2 separate regions of the Mus musculus genome follow, and region 1 is linked to region 2. Evidence: chromatin loops called from intact Hi-C (ENCODE). Cell type or tissue: heart. All regions are shown on one strand. Each heading gives the region's core, and the rest is flanking DNA. Links, peaks and the distances in the headings are about the cores only. Region 1 overlaps Gm41387 (a long non-coding RNA gene). Region 2 overlaps Prickle1 (prickle planar cell polarity protein 1).

Region 1 (5,372 bases), core at 84-5,083, 180 kb before region 2:
GTGGCATTATGTTTGAATGATCTTTTATAATGAAAGCTGAACACCAAGAGCTAAGTGAACTCCAAGAGTCTTCCCTCCACAGGGGCTGACAGCTTGTGCCTGGCCTTGAGGAGGACTGCAGATGTGTTTCTTGTACTAAATGGAACTGGATAGAACCCCCAGTTATGTGGGGGAAGGGCATAACTGTCCTGTCAGCAATCTAGGGTTCAACAATGTAGCAATGTAAAGTTCAAAACATTCAGACCCTAACTGTCACTATGAGTTCCTTGACCATTCCAGAATTGATAACAGTGACCTGTCGACATGGACCTGTCGACGTGGGCCTTGACTTGCTCTATACGAATGGCCTGGGTACAATGCTAAGAACACTAAACTCTCATTCTCCTTATAACCTCCCTCAGCACTGAGAGATCTCTAGTCTCCATGAGTTTCAGAGTCATGTTGGTGGCAGAGAGGTCAAAGGATTGGGGACCGTATTTATCATGAGCTACCACAGTACCAGCACATGCCATAATATGGAAAGCTAAAAAAAACGTATTCCAAGCACTGTCCCCCTCAGCTATGAAGTGTCCCACTGGATCCCGAAGGTCTGGAGATTTGTTGCGTTACTGTTTTCATACCCATAGCCTGGTGCAAGCAAGTACGTGCATGCACGCGTGCATGCATACATATGCCAGTCCCCACATATTTCACACATGCTTAACTGTACACACCCAAGGATTATAAGAGATAACAGAGAAACAGGATGTTGACACTCTGTTCAAGGCTTTCCAGACAAGAAGACTCAAGAAAAGGTAGTGACATGCTAACCCCATCCAGTTTAAACCAGAAAACCAGGGCTGGATAGGCATCTCCATATTTGCAGCAACATTCGGCTACGATGCATTTCTCTAGACCTCTAGTTCCTTGGCAGTAAAAGGAAGTCACCAGGGGTTCTCAGAAGCTTTAAGTGAGGGGTTGTGGGGTGGGGTGATGACAGAATGTTCTTGCTCTAAAAAAAAGAGTCCTACTTAGAACCACAATATATATAAAATGAAAGCTGACCTGTTTTTATTGCAGAGGCTGAACCCCACTTCCTAGCTCTTTTCTGATCAGCCAGACTATGGAGAACAGAAGCTCCTTGTACGGAATGCTCTCCAAAGCTCCTTCTGGTCTACCCCTCTCTGAATCTGTAAGTTCTATTTATTCGTAATTCATCGTCCATGCTACAGAGAATATAATACAGTGAGCACTAACTAGCTCCTGAGGGTCAGGTGGCTTCTGATAGAAGGTATTTATGTGTTCTGGGTCTTGCTGGATGAAAGACAGCTTTCAGCTCAGTTATTCTTGTACCAAAAGCAGGGAGTCCCAAACTTCCCCAAGAGAGGACAGGGGAAAGGAAGGACACCTCAGAGCACAGGAGCTAGGTCAAGGGCACCCACTACAGCAGACAGCACTCAGCATACATTATCCCTTCTCAAGTCTTTGTCCACACCACTCACACGCCCGCCATTTTCTGTGAAAGCTAAGCAAGAAGAGCCTATAGCAACAAATCCTATTTTAACCTGAATCTCCCGCTCCAGAGCCCAGAGCTCAATGCCAAGCGTCCATCTTTGCTGGTTATTTGCTTGTGCAGTCACGTGTGGAATCAAAGGTCAGCTAAGCATAACACATTAGCATAAATGGGCTCTACCAGTTTCTTGAACAAATGAAAACTCGCTCCTGGAATATCACCGAATGCTCCCTTCTGACAGCAGCCTGGACATGGAAACAATGGAGAGCTGACAATGGGTCGCTCTCTTTGTGGGAACACGTTTGAATAGAGAATTTTAAATGTAAACCATCTTCGGGTTGAAAATAGGTTCTGCATAAAATATTCATTGCTCACTCTAAAATGTATTATAAATGCAAGAGGGAATGATTTTTTTAAGTAATTGTACCCCCCCCCCCAGTTATCCATTTATATACTTAGACATACCATTTTGAAACCCCATTTAATTTAAAAAGTAAGATGTGAGTTTTTCAAGGCTGTGATGCTGGAGTGAAGGTTTTTCTACCATTTAAAACGTGCTCCGTTTGACTGCTAAGACTTTGGGAAAATGCAAATGATGTATACATTGCACTGGACTTACAGTCAAAGAGCTCAAGTAGCAATATCGTCCCAGTCACAGGAGGGAAACCCATGCAAAGACTGAAACCTCCTTCTTCCCATTGCTGCTCTGCTTGTCTCTGGAGTAAGAATTGCTAATCGCTTGCTTTGTGGAATGCCGGGCTTTGAAAGAATATCAAATAGAGGGTAGCATTAATGATTAAAAGAAAATAGGGAAATTTTGACGATGCTGCTTGGCTTTGAAGTGTAATTGCCAAGACCTCAAAAAGTAATAACTCTTACTCTAGGATGGCTCCACCAAGGCAGCTGCTCTTTCCTCTCTTTCCCCCCTAGCTGACTTCAGTTGCTTCTCTGCTGCTTCTCCAAGGATTGTGACAGAAGTTTCAAAAGGTTGCCAAGGTAGGTTTCTGGCCTGCGATTATAGATCTGCTGAGCTGCAGTAAGCTCATGGCACCGAGCTCAGGGATTGTTGGCACAATGAACAGACAGAGGCCTTGTGCCAGGTCTCCACCCTGCCGCCTGCTGGAGCAGCCTGGCCAGCTCCAGTCACCAGTAACAACATTAAACTTCCCTACGAGTCACACTTGCTATTCCCAGAGAGTCTCAAACTTATGAAATAAGTTCTCTACAAACAATCGTCGTCCTCACTCTGGTTCCCCCACAGGGAAGTTGCATGTGTCCTGTAAACAGGGCCACCGGTCTAGCTCGAGCCCAGGGACTGGGCGGGTTAATGGCACTGGGTTGAACTTAAGGCTGAGAGTTAATTCTCTCCAGCTGGCCATTTATCCTCAGGAAATGTCCTGATTCTCCATCATTATTTTCCAAATCTTAGAACAGATTATCTCTCTTGGAATCTTCGAGCTGTCAATACATGGAGGTCTTAGTGTGATTGTTTAGGAGACAATGCCAAAAAAAATTCTCTAAGTCTAGGAAATTCTCTGCTCTCTCCTCCAGCCTTGCTGGCACCGACTAGAGTCTCAGCAAATGCCATCAATCATATTTGATAACTACATGACCAACCTAAAAGCTATTTGTTTCTGGGGAGGGAGTTCATTTGATCGATTTTTAGTTTGAGGAGATTGGGAGGAGGGGGGGGGTATTTTGGTTTTTGCCAAAGTGACTGAACACATGATAAGGTTCTCAACAGTGTATGTAGATTCCTCATAAGGGACCTGCCTTCACTTGGGACAATGTTAGAGGGTTTCTGAATACTTTCTACTTCTGGTGGCTGACTTCAAGAATCCGTTAGGGGAGAACTCATGAGCCTTAAAAAGAAAAACACTAAGAAAAAAAATTTACCAGCAAACAAGTTAAGACTTCCACAGTGCCCCAAAACAAATTAAACCTTGTTACATATCAGGAAAACTTGACAGCTGCTACTCTGTAAATTTTTTTCTTTAATATTTACTATAAACAGCATTAACAGTGGGCTTCTCTTCTTTGTCTTCTGAAGGCACCTCCTGCTGTAGGCAAATGTCCTTACCCTCAGCCTGATGGTTTTTACGCTACCCTCGCTTACCGTTGTGTTGTGGACTTAGGGCTTGAGAACACAGGGAGGATGAATTTCTAGGAAACCAAGAATCAGGTCAGCAAAGTGTGCCATAGCCCTTCCCCGGGGGCCCAGAGGAGAAGCTCTGAGTTCAGCGTTTCTGCTGTGACTTCATGTGTTCTCACCAGCTTAGGTGGGTCTCTTTTTGGTATCACTCTGTCCTGCTTTGTTTTATAGAGATGCCTTTGCTTTCATTTCTTGTTTACATGTCAATTAGACATTTCGACTTGGCTCGTTTGCCACGGCTGCTTCTTCATCGTGGTTCCCAGCTATCCCCCCCCCACCCCCCCAAAGCACAGCAGCAACAGCCTCCCTAACTCTCTCCTGAGCTAAATACGGAGCAGTCAGGCGGTTTTCAGGAATACGAGAGAAACAATGTTTTTGGTCCCTTCTGAAAAAGTCCTCAGAAAAAAAAAGCCAGCATGAGGCATGTTCCTTCTCACAGAGAGGAACCTTGATTGGAAGTCCCAAGACAATTGTCAAGCTAACCAGGACAGCCTGTAGGAGAGGAAGCCGAGAGAAAGGCTGTCAGTGTGTGAGAAGGTATCTCCTCCCCACCCCACCCCCACCACCCTCCAACCCCAAAATAAACCCGGAGCTGATTAGCTGCTTTGGTCTTGGGCCAGTTGACTGCCAGCGAACAAGCTCAGGCTGAGTGTCTCTGCACGCCCTGTAGCCCTGTAGGGAGTGGGAGACTATTCACTGGGACGGTTCTTTTTTTTTTTTTTTAAAAAGACAATGTAGCCAAGAGGTAAAGTGTCAAAATACCTTCCTAAAAATAGACGCTTCTCCTGCCAAGGATAAGGGCACACACTCCAAGGCTCCAGACAGTTGTTGGAGCATCTGCTCACGTCTCACAGAAGAATATCAGTCGTGACGGGCAAGTATTTGGAGAGTCAACCTGTGACAGGAGCATATGAGTTAATTATAGTTAGCAGAGATTATTCTATATTAGTGCATCAACAAACCTGTTAGCCTGGTCTTCAGTTCTCCTATTAATGGGGGGTCTTCTCCCCCCAAACCCCGTGTTATAGTTATACCAGCATATTGAAGCTTGCCAGAAGATTTTTATAGAACAGTAAAGCCAATGCATAAAGCTGGTTGATTTTGATATCTGCTGTCTAAAGCTTTAGCAAAGCCTTGGATAACAGTCAAAGATTATGGTCATGTTTACAGTTTGGAAGCCTGAAGAGGAGGAGATGCTGTCCTATAATTTAAAAAGACTTGAAAATACTTTCCTAGCCAACTATCACACAACAGAAATCATTCTGGAATGAAGCGCTGGACTGAGTTTAGGGCAGAGATTGCCACCATGGCTTAAAAATAAGGGTAGAAGGTACACATTTGAGTTTTAAAACATGTGTGTATGTCAGCCTCTGAGAGACACACAGTGGGGCAGTTGGACAAGTCAGGATTAATTTTCATGGAAAACAAAAAAACAAAAAAGAAAAATAGCCAGAGATGGATAGATGCACAGGGGTCATTTGTCTTCCACTCTCATCCCCAGCCTACCCCACGCCCCGCCAGGCATGAAGAGAAGAGAGCTAAGGAGTTTGGTGTTGTCACATAGCCAGTTGGTGCCAAACCAGAAAACAGCCCAAGTCTATGTGACACCTCAGAACACTGGAGATCTGTGTGACACCTCAGAACACTGGAGATCTGTGTGACACCTCAGAACACTGGAGATCTGTGTGCCAATATGTCCTGAGCTCAGAGCTTTGCACATGTCTGTGA
Region 2 (5,372 bases), core at 49-5,048:
ACACGGTGCCAGGCCGCGCTAAGTGTTGTGAGGCCAAAGGGGAGGCTGGGGCTTTTGAGGAGTAAGTGGGGGGTGGAGGAGAAAGTGGGGGTGGAGGAGAAAGTGGGGGTGGAGGACCCTCTCTGTGGAAATGAAGAGGGAGGAAGCTAACCCTGAGAATCTCTGAGTTTCCTTTCTCAGCCCCCTAAAGTGTGATCATCAAATAACTGAATATTCTACCTAGCTGAAACAAAAGGATGCCAGCTGGGGGGGATTGCTTCCATCTGCATAAGTTCACTGTTGACAATAGCAGTGCCTTTCAGACCAGACGGAAAGGTCCGTCTCATTCAGATTGAAAGTTAGTAGGAAGTTTCTAACTGTCTCCAAACTGCTTCTTGGGCAGGAACACAATAGAGAAGTTGACAGTACCTGCTGGAAAAGTAGCAAACAGTATTTACAAGTAGCTACCTTGTAACACACCCACAGCTGGCTACATTTAATACAGATAAACCTCACCACAGGATGGATGGAGTGGGGATATTTGCGCCTCTCCACATTCAGTGTGGAGCTAACTCTCCTTTAAGAGTTCTTGTTAAAAAGGGGTCAGCCTGGCAGCATATAATCTGCATTTTACTAACATGCCGGTTTAGAGGGTGATGTAAAAGTCTGTTGGCTGGTTGTACATTTGTTCTAAGGATGCCTGTAGCCCATGTATTCTCTGAGAAAGTCAAACAGAATGAAATAGGAAATGGGGAAATTGAGACTGATATAGTGGTTTGCTCTGATAACCCCAGCACTTGGGAGGTCAGGCTAGGATAAACAGCAAATCTGAGGGCAGTGTGGCCTACGCTGTATGAAAAACCCTTGTCCAAAAATAAAATTGTAAAATTTGACCAAAGTCACGAGTTAAAGAGCAGTCTGACTCGGACACAACTCTCACTGGTGAATCTCACAGATCAACGGGGAAATGGGCTCATTAGAGGTTTTCCCACAAACTCCGGTGTTCTCAGGACAGAGGGACTTCTTGTTCTCTGGGAAGCATTTGGGAAACTTGAATCCACTTGAATTGCAAATAATGGTTTGTGATGTCTGTAGTGTTTCCCAACTACTCTAACAGAGCCAGGACCCTTTGGTCTCTGTCACTTTAAAATAAAAAAAACTAGCAACGTTAAAAAAAAAAAATCCAGCTTGTACCCTGCTTCTTCACAATGCAGCAGAGATAACAGAATTTGGCCACACAACTATTTACTTGAGGAGGGATCTATTTATGGCAACCTGTGTATTTTTAAATCGCAGTTACAATAGGCTATTGTTCTCTTATATAAATAAATATATGCTGCAAAATCACCATACGGCTTTAAAGTAGAAACTGGTGGCATTCAAGGTGCGTTTATTCCATAGCTTTTTACGGAGGATGGAGCATCTAAGTTTGTTCCTCACCCCTCTTTTGGCATCCCCCTCACCTGATCCCAACTACAGCTTGTAGCTTAGAATGTGGATTCTCCTGATTGCTAATTCCTAATGATCATTAGTAATTGTTGTTGCTTCCTGGGCTCGCTTTGAGGTCCAGTTTTTGCTTCTCCGAGCCCTTACTGCAGACAGCTGAAGCCAAATTCCTCTCTGAGAGCTCCTATAAATAGCACAGAAACAAGATTAACATGGACGTGCAGCGGGGCGTTTTCTGGTGTTTCAAGGATAGGAGGAGTTAAAACTCTTCCTAGCTTTCCCTAAGTGCATCGTGTGCCTGACTCCTTTGCTTTCGCCGTTGTTTACTGATAAAAAATAAATCTCCGGCTCTAAGCCACAGGAATTGCTTTTAAATGCAAGAAAGTCCTAAGGGGGGAGAATTCGTATGTTAATGAGCCTTTCCAAGTGAGAACTGGGTGAAACGCGCCTTTTGCTGGCATTGTTATGGGCAGCCTGGAGATGATTTGTGTAAGCTGTAGCCCCTTGGGGCTGGGGGTGTAAAGCCTTCATCGAGCTCCTCCCTAGCCCAGCGTGTGGGGCCGCGAGTTCGAGGCTCAGCACCGCCCCCTTGCACACTCGCCTGCGCCCGCGCGTGCACCTGCGGGCGGGGGAAGTTTACAGAAGCTTCCAGGGCCGTCTGCAGCGCGCTGGCCGCAGTCCTGTGCCACGGGGGATGGAGCGCGGCGGGCGGCGGAGCTCCGGCGTCTGGGTAACTTTTCTAGGAACGCCGTGCGCGGGCAAGCCCCGGTGGACACCTGCCAGAGGACGGTCAGCGTGACAGTTCCTGGAAAGCGACGGAGCGACCGCGACCGGCGGCCCCGTGCCGGAGCCGAGCTGGGGGTGGAGCGAGCGGCGGCGAACGCAAACGGTCTGTGCGCCCCGGGGACCGGGGACAGGGTCGGGCTTGGGGTCTGGGGTCACCGCCGGGTGCGCAGGCGCGCAGGCGCGCAGTGCTTGCTGGATGCGGGCACGGGGTAGGGACTGCCACCGGGTGGAAGGGACCGGACCGCGGGGACAGGAGCGCGGGGTGGGCGCTGGCCTCCGCTGTGCCACCAGGGCGTCGGGCAGACCGGGATGAGGCGCCCCCTTGCGGCCAGAGTCACCGCCGCCCGGGCGGAGGACTGAGGCTCTCCCCAGGTCTGGGTGGCCCCCGCCGTGCTCACCCCTGCTGTGTCCCTGAAGATGGTGACATCCTTCTTCCTATCCTGTCTTTAAAGGCTTGGGTTAACCCGTGTGCAGATAAAGCGGGCGGTGTGGAGTATTTTTGTTTTTTGTTTGTTTTTGTTTGTTTTTGACGACTCCAGTCTTCTCCCATACTTTCTGGAAGTGTTTTCTCGAGAAGCGCGTTCCATGAGAGCTGTAAGTTTCACAAAGGAGATGTTGTTCTGGAGCCAACAGGTGACGGGGTGAAACCCGAGTCTCTGTGTACATTGGAGTCAGGTCTGGCCGCCGTTTCCTTGGGCCGCTGCCGAAAATAGAAATTAAAAAAAAAATCAGAGAGAGATTGATGGGAACACAGTTTTGAGAAAATGTGTCTCCCACTGTGGAAAATGATGGTGTTGGTAGACACGGCTTTGCGTGATTTGTCACAGGCCACAGTACGCAAGCTTAGATCGCTCCAGAAGTGTCTCTGGCAAAGTACCATGCCTTGTCATGGAATTTCCTCCTTTTGTTAAGCGGTCTGTCCCGGAATGTACTTTTGTGAAGTTAGAATGCTGTCGAAGAGTTCCACAGACTCTCTTGGAAAAACTGCCTAGTATTTTGGCAACTGGTGGCACATAACAGCTGGGAAAATGGGGTGGAGATTTACCTGGAAAATACCCAGTGGCAAATGTCCAAATGCCACCGATTGCTGGCGTGAAGTACTTTAAAAAGGGAAGTTAGTTGCATTAGCAACCTTCCGATAAGTTTGTTAAGCTTGGTCTTCCAGCACAAATAGAGCTGACTTGGGTTATGTTAGCAGTGCCTTTTGTCTCTGTAGGCAACAGGTCTGGACTGTTCTTTCTGTGTGTTTGAAAGGGTTAATCATTGTGTGTGGCTTACTGGGAAATTCAAATCTCGACTCCAACTTTTGCTCGCTCTGGGTTCATTTTAAACTAAGGGCATAAGCAAGGAAATGTGTATATCTAATTTGTGTTTTGAGAACAGAAGTATTCGGGCTTCCATGCTACCACATTTGCCCTTGGTTACACTTATTTGACCTGTATGTTTAGCTGAATGACTAAGGACCTCGGGGTGACACCCTCAGTGAGCCAGGGTCTTGTTAACAAGTAGATTAACAAAGACGCTGTTCAAGTCTGTAGCTCAAAGGGTGGCACTTAGCAGCAGGGGACAGAAACCTAAGGAACTGCAGCCCAGTAATTTCACAGATCAGTATCAGTTCAGGTTAATTAAAGAGTCTCATAAGGATTCTACACTATCCGGGCAATCTTCACACAGCAGCCAGCGTGGAAATTTATTGGGAAGTGACCAGTGCTACGATCTTAGACTTCATAGTCACAAAAACATTGACAGATGTTTGATTGGTTTTATGTGTATGGGGACTTGGCCCGCGTGCACATGTATGTGCACCACGGGCATGCCTGGTGCCATGGATCCCCTGGAACTGGAGTTACAGACCGGTGTGACCTGCCACACGGGGTGCCGGGAATTGAACCTGGGTCCTTTGGCGAAGCAGCCCGTGCTCTTTAACTGCTGAGCCACATCTCCAGTCCCCTGACAGTTGTTTCATATTTGCATCATTTGTTACATTTGCATAAGTTGATGTGATTTGGTGAGTTGGTCCCAGAAAACGATGACTACTAGAAACCACAGCAGAGTTGACACAATTATAAGCTTCTGAGGTTCCTGTCTCCCTCCAGGCTTCCCTCCCTTTCCAGGTTGCCCCTCCCCCTCTTCAACTATACAATCGCAAGCCAATAGGATTCATTTTCCCCTTTCCTGCTACTTTGGTTTGCTTTCCTTTCCGGTGCTGGCTTCCTTGGGAACTAGGTGCCCCTCCCAGGCCTTTCTCTCATTTTTCCTGGTCATAATTTTCAATACCACTCTTCTTAGATGGCCAGGAACACCCTCTGGCATCTTTTCTCATTCCCTACAGCGCGGCTGCTTCTGGAACTTTATTTGATGTTGTTGACTTAGAAAACGCTCTAGATGGGCTGAAGAGATGGATGACTCAGCGGTTAAAAGCACTGACTGCTCTTCCAGAGGTCCTGGGTTCAACTCCCAGCAACCACATGGTGGCTCACAACCATCTGTAATGGGATCCAATGCCCTCTTCTGGTGTGTCTGAAGACAGCTACAGTGTATTCATTATATAAACAAAAAAAATGCATTTAAAAAATTTAAAAAATTTTAAAGCCGGGCATGGTGTCACACACCTTTAATCCCAGCACTCGGGAGGCAGAGGCAGGCAAATTTCTGAGTTCGAGGCCAGCCTGGTCTACAAAGTGAGTTCCAGGATAGCCAGGGCTATACAGAGAAACCCTGTCTCAAAAAAAAAAAAAAAAAGAAAGAAAAGAAAAGAAAAAAATTTTAAAAGAAAGAAAGAAAACACTTTAGAGCAGCAGTCCTCAACCTGTGGTCACAAACCCCACAGGGGTCTCATGTCAGACATTTTGTATATCAGATCTTTGTTACAATTCATAACTGTAGTAAAGTCACAGTTCTGAAGTGTCCAAATAATCTTATGGTTGAGGGTCAGCAAGGTCTGAGGAACTGTATTAAAGGGTCGGTCGCAGCATGAGGAAGGCTGAGAACCGTTGCTCTAGAGAAACAAGGCAAAGGCTGAGTTGTACATCTAAAGGTCGGTCAGAACACTAGCCCTTAGTTGTCCCAAGTAGACTAGAAAGGAAAATGATGGCCAGTGACCAAACGTAGAGTCAAGCTGCCATCTGGGTTGAGTGACACCTTCAAGTCCTGAATGCCTT

The links. A loop is a pair of places that touch in the nucleus more often than their neighbours do. Peaks named below come from ENCODE experiments on the same cell type or tissue, not always from the same donor. Only the 100,000 strongest peaks of a DNase experiment are listed, where the experiment ranks them.
Region 1: a loop joins it to region 2, with 2.2 times the contacts of the local background. A loop is called at or near these places in 1 of 42 quality-filtered maps.

Annotation. Positions count from the first base shown.
Region 1 is chr15:93,697,483-93,702,854 of GRCm38, reverse strand. It overlaps Gm41387 (a long non-coding RNA gene), which reads right to left. Exons shown (of 3, transcript XR_875601.1): 2 at 4,407-4,539; 3 at 4,209-4,316. It overlaps Gm41386 (a long non-coding RNA gene), which reads left to right. Exons shown (of 7, transcript XR_875596.1): 5 at 1,060-1,171; 6 at 2,423-2,488; 7 at 5,146-5,372. Among named protein-coding and RNA genes, the nearest start is that of Gm30339, 6.3 kb to the left of the region's middle. In heart, for the core only: a CTCF peak has its summit at 2,604; DNase peaks (open chromatin) are centred at 2,594 and 4,264; H3K4me3 peaks cover 1,241 bases; H3K27ac peaks cover 2,914 bases.
Region 2 is chr15:93,516,206-93,521,577 of GRCm38, reverse strand. The region is part of intron 1 of Prickle1 (prickle planar cell polarity protein 1); the gene reads left to right. Among named protein-coding and RNA genes, the nearest start is that of Prickle1, 77 kb to the left of the region's middle. In heart, for the core only: CTCF peaks have their summits at 2,339 and 2,542 (motif pointing left); DNase peaks (open chromatin) are centred at 1,617, 2,187, 2,517 and 3,147; H3K4me3 peaks cover 3,608 bases; H3K27ac peaks cover 4,460 bases.